2 separate regions of the Mus musculus genome follow, and region 2 is linked to region 1. Evidence: chromatin contacts called from ENCODE Hi-C or POLR2A ChIA-PET data. All regions are on one chromosome and are shown on one strand. Each heading gives the region's core, a stretch centred on a gene start or an enhancer-like site at or near the end of the contact. The rest is flanking DNA. Distances are from core to core; before and after follow the strand shown. Region 1 holds the start of Adcy9 (adenylate cyclase 9). Region 2 has its middle 35 kb from the start of Adcy9.

The links. A loop is a pair of places that touch in the nucleus more often than their neighbours do. ChIA-PET counts read pairs that join two places held with the same protein, here RNA polymerase II (POLR2A).
Region 2: a map of left cerebral cortex shows a loop between it and region 1 (3-fold over the local background). The contact joins the enhancer-like site here to the promoter of Adcy9 in region 1. A Hi-C loop is called at or near these places in 9 of 37 maps with a recorded cell type or tissue (T-helper 1 cell, T-helper 17 cell, adrenal gland and 2 more). POLR2A ChIA-PET finds 5 or more read pairs at or near these places in 2 of 5 experiments (Patski and embryonic stem cell).

The regions. Positions count from the first base shown.
Region 1 is chr16:4,419,080-4,421,779 of GRCm38, reverse strand. Adcy9 (adenylate cyclase 9) reads left to right here and starts at 1,282. Exons shown (of 11, transcript NM_009624.3): 1 at 1,282-2,004; 2 at 2,192-2,700. The coding sequence starts at 2,235.
Region 2 is chr16:4,454,524-4,457,236 of GRCm38, reverse strand. No RefSeq gene overlaps it. Among named protein-coding and RNA genes, the nearest start is that of Adcy9, 35 kb to the right of the region's middle. Within about 2 kb of position 1,337, at least 1 of the 3 ENCODE cell types and tissues checked has a DNase peak (open chromatin) inside an H3K27ac peak, as active enhancers do; it is left cerebral cortex, where a contact is called at or near this core.

The DNA of each region.
Region 1 (2,700 bases), core at 33-2,532:
TTTCAGATTAAGTTCCTTCCTCAGATGTTTTCTCATAATTAGATGGACATCTTGCACTTTGAGCTGGAATATATCAACAATGACACGTTTACTTTAAAAAGTTCCTGTTTATTGTGGTGCAATACATACTGCATAAAACTTACCATTTATGCAGTTGTACTTATCATTAAAGCAATCCAAAGACACTAGTACGTTCATGAAGTATACCTACTACAGAATCCACGGCGTTGTGTTCTCACTAGTTCCAGATGTTTTCATCACCCCAAAAGGAACCCCCAGGCTTGATAGTGTAGTCAATACCTAGTACTTCATACAACCGCAGGCATCCATCACCTGTATTTTCTCTATAGATTTGCTTGTTCTGGGCATTTCACATTAATACAATCATACAATATGTGGCCTCTTGTGTTTGGTTTCTTTTACCCAGTGTGTTTCAGAGGTTGTAGCAAGTGTACTTCATTTTTATAGTCGAATAATATTCGGTTGTATAGATAGTCTATATTTTACCTTCCTATTCCTGAATTCCACAGTGACTGTGGATGCCTGGGATGGGCCCCGAGAGCTGTGGGAAGGAAGGGTCAGTTAGTCCCCTGTGGTTGCAGAAAAACACTGTACGGTGTGGCAGCCAGGGTGCGACCAGAGAATATAGAATTGTGTTTATTCAGGCCAGAGTTTACACAGACCAATGTAGAACTTATTAATGGGAAGCTGATTTCTTTGAACGTTTTCCTTGTGGAGAGGGAAAAACAGTTGTTCATGTGAAGAATGAAAGATCTTCAAAGTCGGGAAGATAACTTCCCCAGGGGGTTGGCAAAGGTGGTCCTCAGTGGTGCTCGACTTTAGAAGCTATCAGAAGTGGCTTGGCTGGTGATGATCATTTCCATCCCCCAGCAAGTTCAGAGGGGCCTAGCACCACTGGGAACACTCCTACATTGCTGGCAGAATGGGAGGGAGGTCACAATCGAGCAAAGCCAGGGACTGAAAACTTCGATGTATCCAAAAGGTAAACTGCGCTTAGATGCTTCCTGTGCGGACTTGGGGGCCAGGCTGCGGGGCAAGTAGTCAAAGGCAGCCAAGGCCTCGGAAGAAGGCGGAGGCCTGGTGCCCACAGCAGGCGGCCCAGGCTCGGAGCAGCCCAGGGCGGAGGGCGGCGCCCAGAGCGCGTCCGCCCGGCCCCGCCCCGCTGCAGCCCCGAGCCGGGCGCGCGCTCCTAGGCGGGGTGGCGCGCTGCTGGTGCGCGTGTCCCGGACCCGGCGGTGACGTGCGCGGGCCGCGCGTGCGCGCTGCGGCAGAGGAGAGGGGCGGCGCGGGCGCGCGTCTGTCAGTGACAGCGGGAGGGGGAGGAGGAGGGGGCCGGAGATGGTGGTGGCGGCGGCTGCGGCTGCTACTCTTCCGACCTGAGGCAGCGGCTGCGGGAGAGCGGGCGGCGGGCGCAGCCGCAGCGGCATCTGTAGCTCAGGCAGGGCCCCTGGGGCGTGGGCGCGGCGTGCGGACGACCGGCGTGCTGGCCAGCCGGCGTCGCGGGAGTCAGGCTCTGCGGCAGCCCGCACGGCGGTCTGTGGAGGGGCCCGCGCAGTGCCCCGAGCTCGGCTCTGGGCCGGGGTGCGTTCGGCTGCGGGCAGCAGGCCCTGCTAGACCGGCCGCTCGGACGGGCGGCCCTCGGGCTCCTCAAGCTCGCGAGCAGGGGCGCGGGGCAGGGTAGCCCGCTGGTGCTTAGCCGCAAGGGGACGGAACGCGGCAGGAGCCGCAGGTTGGCCCGCGCGCTTTGACGCACCGGGCGCTGCTGCGGCAGGATGAAGCGCTGCTCGCCTCCCGAGTTGTTTTTGCGAAAGCTGCTCCCGGTGCCCCGAGCGCTCAAGGTCTGAACTTCCCTCTGGAGCTGCAGTTGGAGTTGCACGGGGAGAGGCCACCAGCGGGCGACGGCGCCCGAGGGGAGCGCAGCGCAGCGCTGCCGGGGACCCAAGACTCAGCGCGGCCGCGGCACGAGAACCCTGGGAGCACCAGGTACGGCCCGTGCGGTTCTCGCTCGCCTTGGCGCTTTTATGCGCCGTTATGGGCAGTTTTGGTGAACATATGGTGGTGCCTTCCCAAGTGGCTCGCCAGAGCTCGCACTCGCGACAAGCACAGGTCGCGTGGCCCTCCGGGAGTGTGTGTAGTCAGGCCGCTCTAATTCTGCTGGTTTTGCCTGCAGGTGCCCCTGACCTGGTCGGGAAAGGTTCCAAGAGCTCGGCAACATGGCTTCCTCACCCCACCAGCAGCTGCTGCATCACCATAGCACCGAGGTGAGCTGCGACTCAAGCGGAGACAGCAACAGCGTGAGGGTCAAGATCAACCCTAAGCAGCTGTCCTCCAACACCCACCCGAAGCACTGCAAGTACAGCATCTCCTCCAGCTGTAGCAGCTCGGGAGACTCAGGGGGCCTTCCCCGGAGGGTTGGCGGCGGGGGTCGCCTGCGCAGACAGAAGAAGCTGCCCCAGCTTTTTGAGAGGGCCTCCAGCCGGTGGTGGGACCCCAAATTCGACTCCATGAACCTGGAGGAGGCCTGCCTGGAGCGCTGCTTTCCGCAGACCCAGCGCCGCTTCCGGTACGCACTCTTTTATGTGGGCTTCGCCTGCCTTCTCTGGAGCATCTATTTCGCTGTCCACATGAAATCCAAAGTGATTGTCATGGTGGTCCCAGCTCTGTGCTTCCTGGTGGTGT
Region 2 (2,713 bases), core at 88-2,587, 35 kb before region 1:
CATGGGGAAGATGGGTTCATAGTGAATCTTCATTGGCCAGAAAATGTCACCACCCCCCCCCCCCCCCGGGCTTTTATGGACTCAGACAGTGGGCTTCAGCCTTGTATGGATGTAAGGTACTCTCTTGAGGCTTTATTCTGCATGTCTCCTACTTAGTGGGTTCCTTGGAAAGCCTCGATGTCTGTCTCCTTACCAGCTTCCTCCCTGACACAATAAGAAAGCTGCACAGTTTCAGGTAACAGGTGTTAAGAACATATTTTGGTAGAATTTGGGGTAGAGAGCTGTTAAATTTTTACGTTCTAACAATCTCTCCGTAGGTGTTAGATATTTACCAAAGATGGGATGGGCCCTCTACCCACCCTTCCAGATGAGATGGCTCCAGAGAGAGGAAGTGACCGGCCCAAGACTGTACAGACAGCGAGTAGCTGAGCCAGAGCTCCTGCACGCTCCTAGTGGACTGAGGCCAGCCGCCGTTTCTGTGGCACCCCTGGCTGGAGAGCAGCAAGGGTCCTGGATTCTGCTGTGTGTCCACCCCATGTCCACCTTGCCCCTCCTGTGGCTTTCCTTGGATCAGTTTTCTCTCCTGGTTGGCACACTGCCCTCTCTGCTGCAGCCCCCATCTCCATGCCTGCGCCATCTGGGACTCAGTTTTTGATCACTCTGCCTACCCCCTCTACCATGTTCTGCCGAGTGTGGGCCCACACCAACGCAGACTTGCTAAGCACAGAGAGTTCTCCTTATTCATCTGATTGCTTAGAAAGGAAAAAAAACTTGCTTCTCAGATTCAGAGTCCCAATACTGGAACAGTGGAAAGTTAAAAAAATTATTTCCAAAATCTTCCCCCTTGGCACTCACTAGAGTTCCTCCTGTGACCTCTCTCTGCTGATGCTCATCCTTGGCCTGGATTTACACTGCAGACAAGATCAGAGGTTTGTTACATTTGTTGACTTGTTTTGAGACAGGGTCTCATCTATAGTTCCGGCTCCTCAGACTCATGGCAATCCTCCTGGTCCAGTCTGAGTGCTAGGAATACGGGTTTGAGTCACAACGTCTGGCTTAGAATCAGTGGTTAAAAGAGGTTTATCCCCCTGGTCCCTGCCACCCACAACCTGATCTTGTCCAAGGTCAGGATTCCTAGGAAACTCTCAAATATTGGCGATGCCATCCCAGACACAGAGGAGCTGCTGCCTTCATCCTTTCAAGCTGCGGCTTCTTTTCTCTGCTTCTTCTTGATTCTTACTTCCTCTCTCAAGCCATCTTCTTTATAAAGCAGATTTACTCATCCTGTGGTCAAGCTGATATCACCCACTTGTTACCATGTGCAACGCTTTATCAAAGATGCAGCTGTTTTCTGCATGCAGTGTGGTATAGTACTGTGGCTCACTGCTGCCCCTGGGACTAACTACCTAGGAATGGCTGAAACTAGAGACCAGCCAGAGACGCTGGCTGCTCCAGCATGGGACTCTGTCTCTGGAAATGTGTTGCTGCTTTGTGAGTTTGTGAGACCAGGGAAGTGAGAGGCAACCAGGCATAATTGGGGTCAGAGTTCTTCAACCCACAGCACTAGCCTGGGCTGGTTTTTTTTTTTTTAAATCTGTGATGGTGATTTTTATTGTTTCTGTCAGAGAAGGCTTCCTTTCCTTAGGCCTCTCCCCATCTGGGTTGAGCCTTCCTGCAGCAGTTGAAAGGAACTGAAAAGGGGCCTAGCAAGCAGTCATGAAACAGTGGTCTATAAGCAGTCGGGAACCGCCTATCTCAGCTTGGTCTCTGTCTGTCCATATCCAGTTAATCTGTGGTTCCCCGAACGTTCTCCTGGCCCCAACTTGGTAAATGTGGTTCCATTTTCTTGGGTTTCCCTTCCTCTGACTGCTTTATCAAGCTAAGATCTCCTGTGCTGGGACTTCTGTGCAGTGAGAAGCTGTATTCTTGGGTCTCCATCTGCTCCTGAATTGTCCTCTGCCCCACCTTCATCTAAGCAGTCATGTATGGTGCTACAACTGCATGTTGTACGTCCGTTTCTCACACCAGATTCTAGGCTTTCAAAGGACAGAAGTGTTGCTGTCGCTCTACTGTAGCTCTCATTGTAGCTCTATTGTGGTTGCCTTCTGGGTGAATGGAGCAGCATCTACTATGTGTCCACATTTGCAAAGAGTATGGCTTCCAGCCCTTTTTGTTGGAATAAAATTTTCACAGGGAAATACCTCAACCCAGAGCATGAAGAAGGACTTTATATAAGAGATCATGTGCAAGCTGTGTATTCTGCTGGTTTACCAATGCACTAGCTTCCGGTTGTCACTATAATGAACACCCACAGATTTATTGGTTCAAAACACACTTAGTAGCTTGAAGTTCTGAAGGTTAGAAGTTTGCAGTCACTGTCATGGAGTTAAACCACAGCACGTCTATGCTGTTTGAAGGCCGCAGGGAAGAATCCTTGCCATTTAAGCATCTGGAAGCTGCCTACATCCTTTGGCTTGTGATTGCTTCTTCACGTGGCTCCAACCTTCTGCTGCCGGCTTCACTTCTAGAACTGTGATTTCCTGCATCCCTCTCTCATGACTTTCCTGGGCCTACACGAATAGTAAGGATAATCTCGTTTTTATAATTGTATCTGCAATATCCCTTTTGTCATATAAGGTGACATGTTTGCAGGTTCTGAGGATTAGAGCCTGACTGTCTTACAGAAGGCCGTTGTCCAGTGATTCTTTAGTGT